Linked DNA regions of Homo sapiens: region 2 is linked to region 1. Evidence: read pairs that join two places in POLR2A ChIA-PET (ENCODE). Cell type or tissue: B cell. All regions are shown on one strand. Links, peaks and the distances in the headings refer to the core of each region. The heading gives the core; the rest is flanking DNA.

Region 1 (4,919 bases), core at 277-4,276:
AGCTAATGTGATCAGTTCCTTCGTCTCCATTGTGAATCAGCAGCAAGGGCCCCATGTGATGTTCCTCCTGGGTCATTTACTTCTCTAGCAACAAGGGGTTTTCAGTGCACCCGCATCTGCATGGGAGGATTACCAGGCACTTCTAGAACTGCCAGGGCCTCAGGGGAAGCTCAGCCAAGTAGATTGACTGGTGCGGACTGTCGGAGTCACCAGCAATCAGCATGGGGAGGAGCAGAGCTGATGCTGCAGTCCCAACCAAATGGCCCTTTCATCTGTGCCCTCCTCGGGGCTCTCAGTGTATCAAAAGGCTGTTGAAGAATATCAAAGGCAAGCAACCATTATCCATCACTCTTCTAGGTTAAATAACTTCCATATTGATGTGTTCACGAGACTCTAATGAGGAAAATAGCCTTCTGTTAAGTAAGCAAACCATTGACCTAAGAACCCATGGGTTAGCCCAGGCCCTCACCTACCACGTGAGCAGTTAGCTTCTAAAGCTGCCCAGACACCAAAAATACGCCCTTCCTCCCCAACCACATATGTTCACGCATGTCACTTTGGCTCTCATGGGGCTCCTTGATCCCTCCCTGAGCAAGTGTGCTCCTTTGGACAACATGGGTTTGGCCCGTCTCACCAAATCCTGGAAACGGAGGCCAAAGGTACTCTTGTCCAGGCTAGAGTCCTGACCCCAACTCTCTGAGGGGTGCATGTGTGATCCCAGATCATGGATATTGCCCTGCACAAGCTGGTGCAAGAGCAAGATACCCTAGTCTTCCTTTCCTAGATCAAATCTGCTCTGGTCATGTTTCAGGAGGCCACTGGGTGCTGGCCCATGCTTGGAGTTGCTTCCACAGCCAGCTATTGGTGGGAGGGAGTGAAAGGCAACAACAGAACGTGGACATGGAGAGAGAGACATTGAGAGACTCAGAGACACACTTAGGAGAGAGGCAGAAAGAGAACTCGAGAGAGCCGGTTGGTTTGTGTGAGAGTGAGGGAGAGCTCTAATCATTGGTTCAATTATCTGAGACTCTACTTTGACAACCATAGAGACTTCCTGTGCCTATGACAACAATTGCCAGGATGGGAGTGGTGGTAGGTTGGGACTCTGCAGATTTTTCTGACTCCAAATTCCTATTGTGACCTTGAGTCTCTGGTTTCCTATGAGCTCAAAGTGGGTTCTTCCTTGAGCTCCTTCCTTGAGAGGGCTAAGCTTGCTCCCAACTCCCTTTGTCACCTGTTCTCAAAACACCAGATGATTGGGACCCTCAGACCAGTGTCCAAACCAGTTTTATAGATGAGCAAACTGCAGCTCAGGGTGTAACCGCTGCCAAGTGCACATTATACACGAGTTAGGTGCTGGGCCATGGCAGTCCAGGAATGGCCTCCCCGCTTTACCGTTAGTTATCTACCTGCTGCCCACTCCCTCACTCCCCTTACTCAACAGTCTCTGTGCCAGGGCAACCAGGCCCTATCACCAGAGGAAAGAAAGTTTCTGCTAACCTGAAAACAAGCCATAGGAGCAGGAGGCCCTGAGTGCGCCTGCGGAGTTTGGAGCTCCTTCAACTTCACGACTAATTGCAGAGAGGCAGTGGGCGGGCTCTTGGCAAGCAATTAGCTGTCCCACTGCATGAATAATTTGCATAGAAAATGCTTTATTTTGGCAATCTATTAAAGGGCCCACAGTGCTGTGGCTTATCTCAGTCTCACAGCAAGGAGAAGGCTTGGCTATCTCGTTAAGTTCTGTTGATGCATAACAATTTGAAATGGGCACAGGCTAGTATGACATTTAAAGATGCCTTCACTTAATTATATTACACAAACATAGGGTTGTTTATCCTTGGGAATAAAGTCTTTTTGAAGTCAAAGTTGGCATGTGCATAAAGGAGGGCGTTTTAACCGATTTTTCAAGAGGAAGCCTCCTCACTTCAAACTTGGGGGGTTGCATTTCCCTAGGGCCTCGTAACACAGAGGGTTCTATGGCTGAGATGCAGACTTTGAGATTGGCTCTCTAGTTCTTCTTATTTAGGGGTGGCCTACAGTTTGGCACTTAATACAATATTGCGGAAAGAAAAGCTTATTAGAGCAAGGAAAAGAGACTTGCTGTGTGACCTTGGGGGAGCCCCTCCTCTTTTCTGAGCTTCCATTGCCTCCTGTGCAACACGTGGGGTGGGACTTTCCTTCTCTAAAGCAATGACTGGCAAACCACATGTTCTGCTTTCACCTTGCCACTCCTCACATTGACTCTGTAAATTAAAATACAGCCTCTTTGTTAAAAGCCAAAGGGAATTCAGGAGCCCCATAGCACGCTTTCTAAGGACTAGAATATGCTGGAGGAGGGAGATGAGGAAAAATAGGAAGGGGCTTGCAGCTGCAGCAGGTGTTGGTACATTTTGCTCTGCCAAGTCAGAAGGCCCCAGGAGACTGCAGAGCTTGCAGCCTTGCTTCATTTCCTTGAAAACTAGGAATTGGGTCCTGATTGGAGGAAATGCAAGAGGAACCCTAGGGGCTTTGAGAAAATCCATGAAACCCTGAGAAGCCTGCCTTGCTCACAGGTTGCCCATGGAAAGCTGACAGATGCCAGATAGCTCTTCACCTCTAGGCACTGGAGCAGAGACCAGTGCTACCCTGGGAGGAGCTCTAGGCGCAGGGTTGGGTTGGCTGGTTTCTGGCAGACCAGAGTCTTTGTTGATTCCAGTGAAAGTGCTGCCTGAGTGGGTCATTTAACAGAAGAAGATATAATGAGAAGGAGGGCTTTGTTTAGGGCCCTGGCTTCCAGACACTGTGCTTCTCCTGGACTCAAGCTTTCTGGAAAACAGACTCTTATCCCACCTCCCTACTCCCTTCCTGTACCTCTAGGACTGAGGACTGCACTCAGAGATGACATGTTCATGCTTCTTCCTGTTTCTGGTGTATATATATTTATATATATATAAATATATATATTATATATAATATTATATATATAATATTATATATAATATATATTATATAATATATATATTATATATATTATATATTATATATTATATATAATATATATAAAAATATATAATATATATAATATAATATTTATATATCTATATATTTATTTGTGATTAATGGGCACATTATCGCTTATTAAGTATAGAGACAATTCCCACTTCATTATGATTTCCTATAAATAAAACCCTGTTAAAACAATGGAGAAGGCCGGGCGCGGTGGCTCACGCCTGTAATCCCAGCACTTTGGGAGGCAGAGGCGGGCGGATCATGAGGTCAGGAGATCGAGACCATCCTGGCTAACACAGTGAAACCCCGCCTCTACTAAAAATACAAAAAATTAGCCGGGCGTGGTGGCAGGCGCCTGTAGTCCCAGCTACTCGGGAGGCTGAGGCAGGAGAATGGCGTGAACCCGGGAGGCGGAGCTTGCAGTGAGCCGAGATCGCGCCACTGCACTCCAGCCTGGGCGACAGAGCGAGACTCCGTCTCAGAAAAAAAAAAAAAAAAAAAAAATGGAGAAAACATGAGTTAGCATTAATAGTTAGCTTTATATTTAAATAATGTGGATAACATTGCTTTGCATAAGAGCTAAAGAAATGCCAACTCCTAAACACAATTAGGTAGTTCCTTGGCTCGTGTTTAACTGTTGTCAATCACTGCCTGCTCTAACATGATTGTCCCCATGGGTAGTCTTGAGTAAAACCTATCCACTGAGTATGTTAATCTGGAGTCAAAATGTTCCTGGTGGTGCTAGAAAGAGCTTCCTATCTAAATGTTAGCATTACACAAACAGTTGAGTTGAAAGAACTGTTAGGCTTGTAGCATCTAAATAAAACAAAGCAAAGGTACCACTGACTGAGCAGTTTGTTCTATACCAACCACAGTACTAAGTACTTTGGCAAGTTAAACCATATGACATTGGTGTTTCTGTGGTTGAAAAATAGCTGAATGGTGGCAATTTCATATGGTTCAACCTAATATTACCTCATTTAATCCTTACCATACCCTTACTATTGTTATTATGCTTTCCATATTACAAAATAGGAAAATGAGGCACAGAGAAATTAAATAACTTAACCTCCAAATTACAGAGCAAGCAAGTGGAGCCAGGTGCCATCTTTTGAAGACCAAGAACTCTGATGTCATAGGCATCCAGCCCTGATAGTTTACCTTTTACAAAGAGTTCCCATAAGCACTTCACATGTTTTAGTGAACATGATTAAACTGAACCTGGTACATTTTGTATGCTCAATTATTGTTTATTAAATAAATAGGTGAATAAAGGATTGAGGCTCCAATATCAGAATGGTGTACAGGAACAGGCTGACTAGACACTGCTGAGCCACAGACATTCCTGGCCTGAGGCTCCTCACATTCTCTTCCAGTCTGGACCCCTCACACCAGGCTCATTCCCTGAGACAAATATTGGGGGCAGGGGCCAGGCATGGCTGGAGGAGTGTAGGGGGAAAGGGGAGATTGATCTATTGGGGGTGAGGGGCAGGCATGGCCGGAGGAGTGTAGGGGGAAAGGGGAGATTGACCCAGGATGGGAGGTCATTTGGAGGAGCAGAACAAGGGAGAGGATGGAGAGCAGAACCGTCATGCCATGAGCCACTGTTGTCAGGTGGGAGAGATAGAGCTCTTCTGAATCTGGATTCCCACTCCCACCCAGTCCAGCTGCAAACAGGCTGTAAAATGTCCACTAGCATTAGAGTCTCTGTGACACATCCCTCACTTCCTGAGCACTTGGAGTCCTTTCTCTTTGAGCCCAGGTCTGCTCTCGGGCTCAGATCAAACCTGCCCTCTCATAGCTAACTAAATCCACAGCTTCTTCTCTTCTTTTAACATCTTGTAACAGTGCCCAGGGGACTGAGGTTAAGCATCCTCAATGGCCAGCGGTGGAGGGAGGAAAAGGTATGTGGGCACTGGTGGGCACTCCAG
Region 2 (4,919 bases), core at 579-4,578, 140 kb before region 1:
GCTCTGCGAGCCTGTTTCCTTGGCTGTAGAACAGGGGTGCATAGAGCTCCAGTGCTCTCCAGTGCTCTCTGTGGGCTCACTTGCTGGGCCCTGCTGCATGTGTCATCACTCAGATGGGGATCAGGCTGGTGCTGGAAGGCAGCAGGGACTAGAGACATTGGAGCCCTGGAAGCTGGAGACCAGCTTCTGGTCCTGCTCCTACCTCTGGCCTGCATTGTACCTGGGACAAGTTACTTAGTTTCTCAGAGCTTCCCCAGCTGGAAAAAAAGGGAAGAGGATAATCACAGTTCAAGAGTCCACCTCTAGTGTCTTGCTCAAGGTCTGAAGAAAGGCTGTGTGATGCAATGGAGGAGGGGTTCTCCAGGAGTTCACTTATGTGAACAATATTTATTGAATATCATTTCATGGCAGGCACTGTTGTAGGAACTTGGACACATCGGTGAACAAAACCAAAGGTCCCTGCCTTGGGGACCTTAGGGCAAGGTCTCCCAAGGACCTTAGAGATCACCTAAGGCCAAGCCTGGATTTGGGGGCATTGAGTTGTACTAGACATAGAAGGAAGAACCTTGCCTTTCAAGTTGGAATTTGTAAATCAAGGGAAGCCCCTTCATTCCTTTCCTGAAAAAAGACCCCAGAGTTTATAAATTGTGTTTGCTCAAATAGAAGCAATCAGAGACCAGCCTGTTTCCAGGCTGTTGGAGGTACTCATTTGCATATGGATATGCTGTTTATGAACGCACTCCTATTCATTAAAGCAGGTTCCCCAAGGCCCTCAGCTGCTCAACAAGGTGCTGGTCGCGCGGTGCGCCTTCTGCGCAAAAGACGCTGTGCCCTCGGGTTCTGCACAAGCTCACCAGGGGCAGGGAGAAGGTAGGCGGGTCGGGTCAGGGCCAGGCAGAGCTGGAGAGAGAGGAGGTGAGGACTCACCTGGTGGAGGGGCGTGGTGAGGCGTGGTCAGGGAGGAGATGGGAAAGGAGACCCGGGAAGAGGTTGGGCTTGGAGGCTGTGTCCTGCCCCAGGCGGAGCCGGAGGTGGCTGCGGAAGCTTTAGTCCTCTCCCCGATGTGGCGACCACGGCCAGGTGACAACCTCCCACCCACCCTTGCCCTAGCTCTTGCAGCCCCCGCTGTAGAGAACGTCTGGGCTGGTCCCTGTGGCTGTGCACGGGTCAGCCCAGGAGGCTTCCCCTGGTCACCAGCCGGGCGCCTCTGCCGCCGAGCGCAGGGCCATCCCTGGCCTCTGTGCGCCGCCCTGCACCCTCTAAGCACACATCTTTCTAATGGGATTAGGCTTCACACGGGTCAGGAACAATTTATTATTCTGCTGGCTAGAGCCAAGTTTCCCTTTGAAAAATGGTTACTCCCGGAGTCGGCAATTACTTCAAAATAAATTTACCAAAGACAAAATTGTGCCTCTTGGGTCAGTAAACGACTTGCCTGTTTGGGGCTGAGGAGACAAGGTGTTTATTAAGGACCGCCTTCGTTTCCTGTGCAGGTTTTTCAGTTTGAATAATTGTCCAATTAAATATAATTTGGAAGTCGGTGCTAACCCCGTGCCTGGATTGCAGGAGGAAGAATCACTCGGAGGCGTGCATTAATAAATCCCTCGGAGCCCCATCGCTCCCCAAACCCCTCCTTTGGTTTAATTTTGAGGAATTTTTTTTGTCTTCCCACAGCCTATAGCCTTCCCTTTGGAAATGAGCCACTTTCCCCCAAAGAATTCCTGGGCCTTGCTTGCTTCCATCTGTCTGTCTGCTTCTCTCTAGCAAGCCGATGCATGGGGATTTTCAGCTGTGACCAGCAAAGTGATGCCGGGGCCTAAGGTCCATTTCTTTATGGGCCTGCACACTTGCAGGTTCATTCATTCAGTCAGTCAGTCAGTCGGTCAGTCATTCAACAAACACCCACTAAGAACTTACTTGGAGCCAGGCCCTGGGCTGTATGAGGACAAAAATCAGAGATTGTCCTGGCCCTCAAAGATGATTTGGCCCATTGAGAGAGAGAGGGACACATGAGAAGGCCATTGACTGTCAGACTGACAGAAGAAGGGGTCTTCTGGTTCTCTGGGTCACCTTTTCCACGTTGCAGATGGGGAAACTGAGGTGAGGAGATGGAAAAAGCCACCCAGGGAGTAACTGGGGAGTCAGGTATCCTTTGGCCAACCAGGGTGGTTTCTACAATAATTATTATACCCACCACCTGGCCTAGGGTATAGTAAGGGAGGTGCGTGGCAGCCCTGGGGTCCCCAGAGGTGGTTCCACCCTCTGGGAGTGGCTTGTGGGAGGCAGCTGAAGGCCCAGAGCATTGATGTGGCACCGTCCTGGCCGGCTGGGTCTGGTGGGGTGAAACACCCTCACAAGGGGCCTGTTCCTGATAACTGATAGGATCAGAGACATCGTCCTGGACATAGAAGCCATCTGTTCTGAGGCCAAAGCTAGGGCAGTCAGTGCCCAGGCCAAACCTCCGGCCCGGGGAATGTCTGGATCCTTTTTCTGGGAGCCTGCAGTGATCTGGAGCAGAGATGATCCTCCCTGGAGGATCGGGGCTGGGCATCCTGTGTGGCGCCCTCTGGAGGCTGGTGCCTGGATCACAGAAGCCGGTATGCTGGCCTTGGCCAGGCCCTGTGTATGGCCTGTGGTCACACACTGGACAATTTATTTGTTAATCACCCCTGTATACTGAGCACTATTCTAAGTACTGGTGCCACTATAGTGAACAAAAGGGGCAGAAGCCCCTGCTGACATGGAGATTTTAGTGAAGGGAGACAGACAACCAACACAAGCAAGGAAAAGAAACAGTATGTCAATTACGATGAGTGAGGTGCAGAAAGATAAAGTGTGTGGCGGTGGGGGCAGCACGGAATACGGGGGATGGGTTGCAATTTTAAATGGGGTGGCTCAAGAAAGTTTCCCTGAGAAGCTGCATTTGGGTGGAGACTGGAAGGTGAGGGCATGAGCCTTGGGGATGTCTGGGGGAAGAGCTTTCTATGTGTGGGAAGACAAATGCGAAGTCCCTGAAATGGAAATGTATGTGGCATACTCAGCCAAGGGTCAGGGCTGGAGTGGGGTGAACAAAGTGAGGACTGGGGGCGGGGGAGCGGTAGACGAGAAACGGTGGGAGGCACAGGAAGTGAGAGAGCAGGCTGAGGGCAGGGCCCCCCCCCCGCCCCCCGCCGTCGTCAAGCTCCCTCTGCCTGGCCCACGCTGCAGGCTGCCTCGTGGCTCCGTGGCTCCGCGGTCCCAAAGCCTCCCTGTAGGCCTGCAGTGGCCTCCTGGCTCCTCCACAGAAAGTGCTGGCTCTCAGGCAGGGTTGCTGAGTTCAGTGGGAAGTGGGTGGTGAGGAGGGCGCAGAAGCCCCCTAGGCCGGCCCTGTTGGCTGCCACCAGCATCCTTCCTCAGCCCCACAGGGAAGGAAGGAGTGGGATTTGTCTGCCCACATTCACAGCCATGGAGGTGATCCAGGTTGAAAGAAAATCAATAAGATGTGTCCATTTATGTGGCACAAAGGAAGAAAGGTCTGCAGACAGAAATAGGCCGGGAATCACACGCAGGCGACTTAATAAGACTTTTCCCCAGTCTGAAGAGGACGGTAATTTAGATTTGCCTTTGAACATCTCCTTTCTTGTGCCTCAATAACTCTCAGGATCAGCCTGCTTAGGAAGCAAGGGAAAGGAGATTGGCCGCCTTCTTAGAAGACAAGCCCGTTTGGGAAGGCCGCTTGCTCAGAGAAGTTCAAACACCAGCCTTGAGAAAAGATGAAAGTGCCTCGTCAGCACATCCTCGGCCCATTGATCACGATTGAGGCCTGGGCCTGGTGCATTTGGGCTGGAGCAGGACAATGAGAACAAGGCCAGGCTGCCAGGAGGCCTCCTCTGAGCCACGGTGGTGCAGGAGATCCTCATTACCGGCCTCGGGGCTTAGTGGCCAGGTGTGGGCAAGAGGCAGCCTGGCCCTGCCTGCAGAGCACTGGCCTTGCAGCCCGCGGGCCCCACAGCCACCGCCCAGCCTTAGCCCAGGAGGCAGACTGGCTCCCACCTCAGGTTGTGGCAGGCAGAACTCAGGCTGCCATCCTGCCCAAGCACAGATCCAATTTATCCGCTTACACCTGGAATTTCTGCCAAAGAAGTCTGGAGTGCCTGCAGAAAAAGGGGAAGGGCTAGGTCTTGTTCTCCTGAGGCTCTGCAGAGAGGGTCATAGCACCATTTGGCAGGGCTGGGCCACCCACTTTGTGCTGCCTGCGTGCACTTTCCTTACCTCGGCTGTTCACCTGACAGGAAAAACTAGGCTCCTGGAGTTTTAGGAAGCTGGGTGAGTCAGAAAAAGGCCCCTGGGCAGATTTTCTGTCCCTCTCCAGAGACCCAGCTCAAGTATCAGCTTTTCCATCTCCCCGTGAATGGCAAATACCCTGTCCTCACTGCCCCCACGGTGTCCTCTGATTCCTCACTCAAGGCTTTATTAGTTGTGCTGCCATTGTCCCACCCACTGCAGGCTCCTCCGGGGTGGGAACTCTAACCCCCAGCCCACAGCCTGGTGCCTGGCACGGAACAGGTGCTGTCGTTGTCTCCATTGGCCCTCCTTCCTCAGCTGGCAGGGCAAGAGGCCCGGGCCAGGTGGGGCCCCTGTGTCCAGTGGGGCCCCAAGGTCATACGAGGGCAGGTGAGCAGCAGGACCAGCTCGGGATGCCAGCCTCAAGCACCAGCCCAGGGCTCTTCCATCTCAGTGCCCTGGGGCCACCTCAGGCTCCAGCAGGACAGCAGGAAGGCCGGGAGCTAGAGTCGGGGGACTTCATCCCAGAGCCTGGTTTGCATTTGGCCATGAGCAAGTCCACTCTCCTCCCTCCCAGCATTCTCCTCTGTAGACCCAGCATGCTGGTCTCTGTGCTGTAGAGTACAATAGCCGCGTGTAGCCGTGGAGCAGCACCT

What was found. Peaks named below come from ENCODE experiments on the same cell type or tissue, not always from the same donor. Only the 100,000 strongest peaks of a DNase experiment are listed, where the experiment ranks them.
Region 2: POLR2A ChIA-PET joins it to region 1 with 6 read pairs; 2 of 35 experiments call an interaction of 5 or more read pairs at or near these places.

What each region holds. Positions count from the first base shown.
Region 1 is chr11:8,199,424-8,204,342 of GRCh38, reverse strand. No RefSeq gene overlaps it. Among named protein-coding and RNA genes, the nearest start is that of RIC3-DT, 33 kb to the right of the region's middle. In B cell, for the core only: no CTCF peak of the experiment used is centred there; a DNase peak (open chromatin) is centred at 2,132; H3K4me3 peaks cover 851 bases; H3K27ac peaks cover 2,624 bases.
Region 2 is chr11:8,335,889-8,340,807 of GRCh38, reverse strand. It overlaps a transcript of STK33 not described here. Among named protein-coding and RNA genes, the nearest start is that of LMO1, 74 kb to the right of the region's middle. RefSeq lists enhancers at 1,068-1,729, 1,829-2,644, 3,463-4,280. In B cell, for the core only: a CTCF peak has its summit at 2,566 (motif pointing left); a DNase peak (open chromatin) is centred at 2,547.